Linked DNA regions of Homo sapiens: region 1 is linked to region 2. The links are chromatin contacts, found by Hi-C or POLR2A ChIA-PET in ENCODE. All regions are on one chromosome and are shown on one strand. Each heading gives the region's core, a stretch centred on a gene start or an enhancer-like site at or near the end of the contact. The rest is flanking DNA. Distances are from core to core; before and after follow the strand shown.

The links. Hi-C counts contacts between places; a loop is a spot of excess contacts on that map. ChIA-PET counts read pairs that join two places held with the same protein, here RNA polymerase II (POLR2A). Pooled maps may share reads with other maps.
Region 1: a loop to region 2 is called in a pooled map, with 14 times the contacts of the local background. The contact joins the promoter of PDIA6 here to the enhancer-like site in region 2. A Hi-C loop is called at or near these places in 1 of 168 maps with a recorded cell type or tissue (ascending aorta), 2 of 37 single-sample maps with no recorded cell type and 11 of 50 pooled maps. POLR2A ChIA-PET finds 5 or more read pairs at or near these places in 1 of 52 experiments (B cell).

The regions. Positions count from the first base shown.
Region 1 is chr2:10,811,486-10,816,089 of GRCh38, forward strand. It overlaps PDIA6 (protein disulfide isomerase family A member 6), which reads right to left and starts at 1,300. Exons shown (of 13, transcript NM_005742.4): 1 at 1,193-1,300. The coding sequence starts at 1,211. It also overlaps the pseudogene RNU7-176P. RefSeq lists an enhancer at 303-362 and a silencer at 853-1,602.
Region 2 is chr2:10,412,169-10,417,271 of GRCh38, forward strand. The region is part of intron 2 of HPCAL1 (hippocalcin like 1); the gene reads left to right. LOC124905972 (a long non-coding RNA gene) reads right to left here. Exons shown (of 3, transcript XR_007086211.1): 1 at 1-5,103. Among named protein-coding and RNA genes, the nearest start is that of SNORA80B, 32 kb to the right of the region's middle. Within about 2 kb of position 1,848, at least 7 of the 41 ENCODE cell types and tissues checked have a DNase peak (open chromatin) inside an H3K27ac peak, as active enhancers do.

The sequences.
Region 1 (4,604 bases), core at 50-2,549, 400 kb after region 2:
GACCGTGTCTCAAAAAACAGAAAGACATGTACTAACTCATTAATCCTCAGGACAACCCTAAGGGAGTACTATTATCAGTCCCTAAAATGGTGAACACCGTTGAAAAGGCACTGGCACAGAGTGGTTAAGTAACTTGCTCCAAGTCACAGAGCCAGTAAATAGGGGGAAGGTGGTCTGAGGCCAGAGCCGAGGTTAAGGACTGTCAGAGCCAAGGCTGTGACCAAGGCGAGCCCGGCAAGGACAGGACCCTCGGCCTCGCCCACTAAGAAGCAGACATTTACAGAATTCCTAAGACGCCGCGTTCCATTTCGTTTTTAAGGAGTCCGATCACATGCGAAGCGCCCCTGCGTCTTAAGCCCAGCTTTTGGAAGGCACTGTCCCTTTCTAAGGGAACTATGGGTCCTTATTTCAGGACTGAGATTTAACATTTCAGTTTTTCGTTTCTGAGACAGAGTTTCACTCTTGTTGCCCAGGCTGGAGTGGCGCGATCTCGGCTCACTGCAACCTCCGCCTCCTGGGGGTTCAGGAGATTCTCCTGCCTCAGCCTTCTGAGTAGCTGGGATCACTGGCGCGCGACACCACGCCCGACTAATTTTGTATTTTTAGTAGAGACGGGGTTTCGCCATGTTGGTCAGGCTGGTCTCGAACTCCTGACCTCAGATGATCCACCCGCTTCGGCCTTCCAAAGTGCTGGGATTACAGGTGTGAGCCACCGCGCCCGGCTTAACATTTCAGTTTTTAAAAGTAGGAGCTGCATAAAGCAGGTGGCAGAAACAAGCAGCAGTGCAGGACGCCCGCCAACCTCCGTCCCCACGCACGAGTTCGAGAAGAGCCCGGAACAAGCTCCCCTGCGACTCTCCGGGAATACAGACCCCCTCCCCGGGATCCGGCCGGGGCTGGGCTCCGCGGCTCTCCCGCCCGGCCCTGGACCCCGCGCCCGGCTCCAGCGCACGAGGCTCCCGCCCCCCGCGGCTGCGGAAGCCCCTCCCCACGGGCGCCCGAGTCTCCCGCGCACCCGCACCTCCGCCGGGGCAACCTAGCAGCTCCTCCGGACGCCGAGGCCCGCGCCTCCCGCCCGCCAGGCCCACTTCCGGCCGCCTGCGGCCGCGGCCCGCCGGGGAACGGCCTAGAGATTCGAAACCTTTCAGGCCGACCCCAGCTCGCCCGCCTCCCTCCGCTGGCCCGCACCTACCGAGCACCAGGAGAGCCATGCCGAGCGCCGGGCTACGTGCAGTCCCCACCGCCGCCGCCGCTTCAGCCCTGCAGCGTGCCGCACGCCGCGCCCCCGCGCCCACGTCCCGCCCCAGGCCAGTCCGGTGGTCCGAGGGGCGGCCGCGCGGGGGCGGGCCGGAAGGCGCTCGCCAAGCCGTGGCTGCGGCTCATTGGTCCGGGCGGACATCGCTCACTCACATATCCAATGGGAGGCGGCCGGGTAGAGGTTACCGGTTTGGTTTTTTTTCACGGGGGCGGTGGCGAGCAGCGGAAGGCGGGGCCTGCTGGGGGCGGGGCTGGCAGTCTCGGCTCGCACCGCCTCAGCTCCTCCGGGCCCTCTCGGGGTGCTGCTCGGAGGGGAGTCCAGTACTGGGCGTTTTTACCTTAGTTCCTTATTCTGCACCCCCCCACCCCGCCTCCTCCTTGCCTGTGTGCGCCCCCACCCTCTTTATCCCGGGGGAGCGTGACTCGGCCTCAGGGCACCCACGGTCCTGGGAGCTGACAGGGAATTCCTCTTGTGCCCGACGAATATTCCGTGGACACACATTTGCTCCGCACGCGCTGTCTGCAATGTAATTCGACAAGTTTCTATTTTGTTGAATTACTTTTGAAAGTTCTTCCGTCCAGGGCGCATGGCTCTGCAGAGCCTTCTCCTCCTTCTCTGGAGAACCCCAGGGACTTAAGCGGTAGCCTCCTCGCTGACAGGGTCTCCACTTTGTCCTGGGGGGCGAGGGGGCTGGCAATGCGCTCACGTGGGTGTGTGCTTTGTAAAATATGCAAAAGTGAAAAAAAATATGTTTGTGGGGCAGGCTGGCGAGCAGTGGCATGATACAGTTCACTGCAGCCTTGAACTCCTGGGCTGCAGTGAGCCTCCTGCCTCGGCCTCCCAAAGTGCTGGGATCACAGGCATGGGCCACCACGCCCGGCAAAAGTAAAAATTTTTTTGCTTTTTTTTGAGATGGAGTTTTGCCCTTGTTGCCCAGGCTGGAGTGCAAAGGCGGGGTCTTGGCTCACTGCAACCTCTGCCTCCCGGGTTCAAGCGATTCTCTTGCCTCAGCTTCCCGAGAAGCTGGGATGACAGGTGCATGTCACCACGCCCGGCTAATTTTTGTATTTTTAGCAGAGACAGGGTTTCTCTTGCCTCAGCTTCCCGAGAAGCTGGGATGACAGGTGCATGTCACCACGCCCGGCTAATTTTTGTATTTTTAGCAGAGACAGGGTTTCTCCATATTGGCCAGGCTGGTCTCGAACTCCCGACCTCAGGTGATCCGCCTGCTTCGGCCTCCCAAAATGCTAGGATTACAGTTGTGAGCCACCACGCCCGACCTAAAAGTAAAATCTTTCAAGCACAAGTTAAGACCACTGTATCTTTCCGCCTTGATTCTCCCTCCTATGTTTGGAGTGGACTCGGACATTTTGTTTTTGTATTAGTAATTTCTCCATATTGTAGTGTGTAAGGCATAAGTATTCTTAGGCAGGGGTCCAGGAGTGGTGGGGGCCGGCTGGTGGGCTTCCTGGAGGAAGTGGCACTAGAGCTGCGTTTGGAAGATTTTTCAGGCAAACTGAACTCAGAGGCACAGCAGCCCTCTGAAGTCACGGGGGCCTCTCCTGGAAGCCACATGCCAGCATTGATTTTCCCCAGGGAGGCTGCTTGTCCCGGGACAGAAATCCTCAGCTTGGTACCCCGGGCAGCTCCTCCTGAATGTGAAGGTGCGTGGGAAGCCCAACCGGTGATCGCAGGGCTGTTTGGGATTCACAGCAAAGGGCAGTGGACTGCGAGCCTGTTCCTCCAGGCCTGTCTGCTTTCCCTGAAGGGCGCCTGAGGGGCAATGAATGCTGTTTGTTTTTCTGACCCCTTTCCTGCATTTGACACATTTCCCCCCTTAAATTTGCTGCTGTTGCTGACTGGATTACAGCGAAGTCCTTCCTTTTCCTCTCAGCCTGGAAAGTCATGCTTTTCCTCCCTGGATGGAGGAATTTAATTCTCTTACCAGAAGAGGGCCCCTTCATTTGTCTTTACATTAAGACAGTTAACTTTGTCCCCATGGGCCACAGACATCACAGCTTCCACAACGCACTCACGATCGAGTTTGTTTTCTCAGGGTTGTGAGTTGATCGCAGCCTCTCCAGGCCTGCTGTGTTTGGGTAGCAATCCTGCTTGGAACAGAACCCTCGAACTGCGGTGGCCCACACTGCCAGTGCCCTTTGTGTGCTGTGTGGTCTCTGTCCCAGTTGGCCTCAGGGCTGATCCTCGTGGAGAAAACAGAGGCCAGATCATAACTCCCTGCTAAATATCCCAGGTCACTGGCTGCTCTGGACCGTGGGCTGAATGCGCAGCTGCACGAGGCACACACCCCTGTGAAGCCCACTGTACAGGCACAGGCTTCGGGAAATGCACAGGCTTCTGGAAATGCACAGGCTTCTGGAAATGCACAGGCTTCTGGAAATGCACAGGCCTCCGGAAATGCACAGGCTTCTGGAAATGCACAGCCTTCTGGAAATGCACAGGCTTCCGGAAATGCACCAGGGCGTGTTGCTCATTTCTTTTTTCATTAAAACCAAATGCACATTAACAACCTAATTATACGAGCAACTGTCTCAGGCACAGTCACTGGCCCCAGGGAGCACACAGCCAACAGAGAGGCACGTTACACTGCGGTATTCCTCATGCTCTGACAAAGAGAAGCCCCTGGTACAGTGGAGCCCAGAGGAATAACTTCTTTTTTTTGTTTCTTCACTGTGGTAAAATATACATGCAGTTTTCCATTTCACACATTTTTGGGGGTGAGGGGGCTTCCAGTAAAAGCTGGAAAATCTGCTAGACAAATTCTAAATAAGCTGTAACACCCCCTTTTACTTTTTTTTTTGAGACAGTCTTGCTCTGTTGCCCAGGCTGGAGTGCAGTGGCGCAATCTCGGCTCACTGCAACCTCCACCTCTTGGGCTCAAGCGATTCTCCTGCTTCAGCCTCCCGAGTAGCTGGGACTACAGGTGCACATCACCATTGCCCAGCTAATTTTGTATTTTTAGTAGAGACGGGGTTTCACCACATTGGCCAGGCTGGTCTCGAACTCCTGACCTCATGTGATCCGCCTGCCTCGGCCTCCCAAGGTGCCGAGATTACAGGCATGAGCTACTGCGCCTGGTCAGCATCCATTTTTAAGTGTACAATTGAGTGGCATTAAATACATTCACAATGTTGTAGAACCATCCCCACTAATCATCTCTAGACCTTTTTTGTCACCTTAAACAGAACCTCTGTACCCATTAAGCAGTAACTCCCCCTTCCCTGCTGTCCCCAGCCCTGGTCACCTCTATTCAACTTTCTTTCTTTATGAATTTGGCTAATATAGGTACTTCATATAAGAGAAATCATTTGTCTTTTTTTTTTTT
Region 2 (5,103 bases), core at 598-3,097:
AGTTTCTTCTTTTTAGAAGGTCTTTCGTCTCACAGCCTTTCTCAGCCGGGGTTCCAGGAGGGAATCAAGGACTCACAGCAAAGGCATCATGGTGTGCAGGGAACGACTTTCCTCCTGCATACCTGGAATGAAACCAGTTACACACCATCCTTAGGTACATGACTGGTTGGGGAAATGGGCACACCAGTCATTGACTGCAGGCTGTGGTTCAGATGAGAAAGCCTGGTTGAGAAATGCTTTAGGGTCTATGCCCTCTGGGGCCTCCAAGTCCTCCCCTGGATAGTCTGCTTCCAGGTGCCCAGCAAGAAAGGGCAGGAAAGGGCGTGTGCAGCAAGGGCTGCCCTGACAGTTATGGAGGCTCAGGCCAGAAGTGTGGTCATCACTCTGGCCACATCCCATTGGCCAGAGTGTAGTCACATGGTACCACCTAGCTGCAAGGGAGGCTGGGAAATGTAGTCCGGCTGTGTGCCCTGGAAGAAAAGGCAATAGAGTAAGAAGAGCACATGGTCTCGGCACAGGCTCTATTCTTGCACATTCCTTCAGACTCTGCCTCCCACACCTCCTGAGGCTCTGGGGATACCCTATCCCTGAGCCTTCTGGAATTTTGGGGCCCCAGTTGCCCTGTTTCTCCTTCCTGGCCCCCCTCCCTGTTCAGCTGTTTGCCATCTCCCTGCCCACTTCCCACTGATATGTGTTGGGGCTTGTGGATGTGATCAAGGTCATAGGCACAGTCTTTCTTTTCTTTTTCTTGTTCTCCTTGTTGGGGTGGGGATTTTTTCAAAAGGAAGCGGCAAAGGTATTGTACTATTTTTGGGTCCCTACACTCTTCTGCCTCCACATTCTTCTGTTGTGTTTATGCTGCTAGACCTGGAACCTTAGGATGAGCAGGTCTTGGCATCAGACTTTGTTTGCATCAGCAGAATCCTTTCTTTGAAAGAGAACAGATGCAGAAACAGATCAGAGGGTTGCTGCTCTGGTCTGTGCTGGGCCTGGAGGCCCAGAGTCCTTCCTCCTCCCCTGCCCATCCTGTGGACCCCCAAAGCCTTAGGAAGGTCCCTGGGGCTCCTGGGACACAGCTCAGAGGCTCCTGGCTGGTGTCACTCCTCTCTGTGAGGCTTGAATTCTCTCCCTTGCATTCCGAAAGTGGGTCACACTGGAATACCAGCTTTGTCCAAACCTCCCTGCCTCTGGAGTTAGCCAAACCTTAAAGCAGGTTCTTGTGCATGTGTGTATACACAGCAACTGCAACCACAGCAAGAGTGTCCATTCACCCAACACAGACACCCACCTTGTGCCAGGCCCAGCTGGGTCACCTGGGAGAGGGTGAAGGGTAGGAAGCCCTTCCAGAGGAGGTGCTGAGTGAGGCAGGAGGCCGCAGGCGCACACGTCTGCCCTCTGGCACACGCAGGAAGGTGCTGGGAATGCAGGGAGCTTCTCCCCAGCAGACCATGATGCACTCCGCCTGTTACCTTCTAGCGGTGTGCTCACTGGGTTTGGCACTGCCCCTAATCTGGTACCTCCCTTTCTATACGCATCTGTGATTTCAGGCAGATAAGTGTTATGAGTTTGGCATTCCAATGGGATCGGTAAGAACATAAATCACCGATCCATCCTGGGATAAATTTCTCCCTTCGTTCTGAGAGGTGATTTGGTTTTCACTGAGGTGAGTGGATTCTTAAGGCAGTGATCCTCAACTCCCAGGGCCTAGAACTTCACAGAAGGTGGCTCATTTTGATAATGAAAAATGCAGGGGTGCAAATCAGGCAGAAAGGGCCTGCCACTAGCCAACAATGTGTCCATCACCATGTCGCCCTTGCCTGGGCCAGCCTCCCCTCTGCTGCCCATGCAAGGCCTGGGGAGGAGGCCAGACCGCCTGGGTCCAAGCCCTGGCTTTGCCTCTCAGAGGTTCCGGGGCTCTCCCAGGGTTGGTTTACTTGTGGTGAAGCGTGACTAATAGGTAAAGTATCTGACAAAATGGGCCCCACAGGCCATGGTTGCTGCTTCTGGCTGTCCCTGCTGAGAGCAGGTGTAACGTACCTGGCATCACTCCTGCCCCAGAGACACCGATAACACATGTTTGTCAGCTGTAGGTCAGTTCCCCAAGGGTGGCTGCTGTGCTACTGTAACACGGGACTGCAGACTGGGCACTTAAACTACAGAACTCTGTTTTCTCACGGTCTGGAGGCCAGAAGTCCAAGGTGTTGGCAGGGTTGGGTGTTGGCAGGGTTGGGTGTTGGCAGGGTTGTTTCCTCCAGAGGCCCCTCTCCTAGAATTGCAGATGGCTGTCATTTTGCTGTGCCTTCACACGGTTTCCCCTGTGTGTCTGTGTCCTCATCTCCTCTTCTTATAAGGACACCAGTCATATTGGATTAGGGCCCACCCTGGTGACCTCATTTTAACCTAATGACCTCTTTAAAGACTGTGTTTCCAAGTACAGTCCCATTCTGAGGGACCTGGGGTTAGGACTTTAACATGGGAATTTGGGGGAAGCACAGTTGAGGCCATAGCAGCAGCTGTCTCATTCTGCTCACAGCTGGTTCTCTCTGGCCACGTGCCAGAGAGGAGTACGATGCCATCCCCTTAAACCACACACGGACATGCTGCCAGGAGGAACGTCATCACCTTTCAGCTGAAAGGAGTGAGGAATGAGGACAAGCAGGTGCAGAACACAGCCTTCTCACGTACTGGTCCATTCTGCACGTGCGCTGCTGCTGTTACAGCGGCAGACGGGAGGCTGAACTAGAGACACCTAAGACAAACCCTGCTTTCCCCTCCAGATGCTGGCTGCAAGAACGCCACAGTTTGAGAGGAGTGTGGACAATAGAAAGCCTTGAGAGCAGCTGAGCTGACGAAGGGATGGGAAAATGGGCCCTTTTGAAGCCTAGGAATGACCAAGTGGAGATGTGCAGGGTTTGGGGGTGCCCCAGCTTGAGTCTCAGTGCTCTGAGGGACATAGCGCAGAGTGGGACAGCCCGGTGGGTCAACCCCTGCCTGGTTCTGCAGACTTGGAGAGGTGGGACTTCTGCCCCAGGCCGCATGGAGGGCCGGCCCTGGGCTGGGTGTGCCTCACGCTGCCTGGGAGCCTCAGGCAACCTGCTGCAGCTGCTTGTTTTGCCACTCACTGGCCTGACTGCGGGAGCTGGAGGGGCTGGGAGGTCATTCCCTACTCCACAGCTTAGCTCAACCTCCCAGGTGCCCCGCACCCCCATCCCTCCCTTCCCATAAAACCAGTTATTCCTCATCCTCATAAGCGCTCCTAGGACACTTGCCATGTTCTATCAGTTTGGGGGTTCTCTGGGGCAGCCATCCACAGATCCATGCCCCGCCTATGAGCCATCTCCCCTCTCCTTCTCACCCCCGTGCTCCCCGTGTGGTGTCGGCCCCCGAGGCAAGGACCGTATGGGTTTTGTTCACTGCCCACACTCCCTCTGACACACAGGAAGTTCTGGAAAAGCTTCCGCATGGTGAAGGAGCCACATGCGGTTTGGTCGGGTGCCCCAGGCCTCCTCTTGATCATCACGACCACCCTGCCATCCCTGTTATTCGGGGGGAGTCCAGAGCTCCAGGAAGTTGACCACCTCCCCAAGGTCCCCCGAGCAGGGGTGGGTGGAACTGGCTCTGAGCCCACACTCAATGCCTTTCCCCTGTGCCCCGGAGCCTGGCTTGGTGCCACCCAGGACTTGTTTGTGGAAGTGACATGTGAACACCTAGCGAGCTCCATGGGCTCTGCGTGTGTACGTCTTTGCTGACTCAGTGGCCCCACACAGCAACCCGAGGGCCAGGGCAGAAAGCACAGGAGGAGCCACCACGGGTGCTGCAGGGCCTCAGGCTGGGCATCCATCCTCTACCTGTCCTTCTGCCGTCCATCTGTGGGTTCTCCCTCAGGTGCCACGCAAGGCTGGTCCTTCACAATGGCCCAGGCCCTCAAACTCAGTGGTCAGGAGGGTTCCCACCACCTCAGGGCTTAGCGGCAGTCAAGGTAACCTCAGGTCCTCAGGCTACCTTTGCAAATAGGTCCTTGCAAAGACCCTAATTCACATTCACAGATACTGGGAGTTAGGACTTCAACATCTTTTAGGCGGGCCATGATTCAACCCATGCATCTGGGCCTAGGAAGTGGAACTGCCCCAGTGAGCGATGCCCTGGGCACTGTGCAGTTCTGGGGGACACAGCCCTGACAGCCGGAGGGGGGCTTTCTGGGCACAGAGCTGTCTGGGATCCGCCAAGGCAACACAGGAAGGAGTCCAGAGCTCACCTGGGTGAGACCCGAGAGCTGTCAGTGACAGCAGAATCCAGAGGGAGCCCACATCTCCAAGCCAGGTCCAGAGCTCTTCCAACAGGATAGCAGTCTTGTCAGGCACTCTGGGAGGCCAAAGTGGGAGGATCACTTTGGGGCCAGGAGTTCGAGCAACCTGGGCAACATAGCAAGATCCCTATCTCTACAAACAAACCAAAAACCTCAGTAGCATCTTTGTTGTTTTTTCTCTTCTGTCAGGTATTTTGGTAGTAGTGATCTTCTGATTTTACATTCCCTTTTTTTTTTTTTCCATGTAGAAATCTCTATGGCCATTTCCTCTTGTGAATTAATTGAGTTTCTAAAGTGAACTAGCTGCATGTTAGAACCAGGACTTTTTTGAGCCCTTTAGAGCATGCTGGCAGGCGTCATCCCCAAGCCCCAGGGTGGGTCATATTTCTGGATGATGGAGGCAGGGGGTGCAGGGGTCCCCTATCTGCACATTGTTCTGAGTCTGATGTGATTCCTCAACTCCTCCATGAAACAGGGGCCATGCTTGTCCTCGTCTGGGGCAAACTGCAGTTGGAGAGGCTGGCCTCCTGTGGCTGCATATCCAGAGCTGGGCTTAACTGGCCAGGAGGAGAGAAGAATCCTCTCTCTTAATAAAAAGTCCCCAGGGGCTGGGCACAGTGGCTCACACCTGTAATCCCAGCACATTGGGAGGCTGAGGCAGGTGGATCACCTGAAGTCAGGAGTTCGAGACCAGGTTGGCCAACATGGTGAAACCCCATCTCTACTAAAAATACAAAAATTAGCTGGGCATGGTGGTGCATACCTGTAATTCCAGCTACTTGGGAGGCTGAGGCACA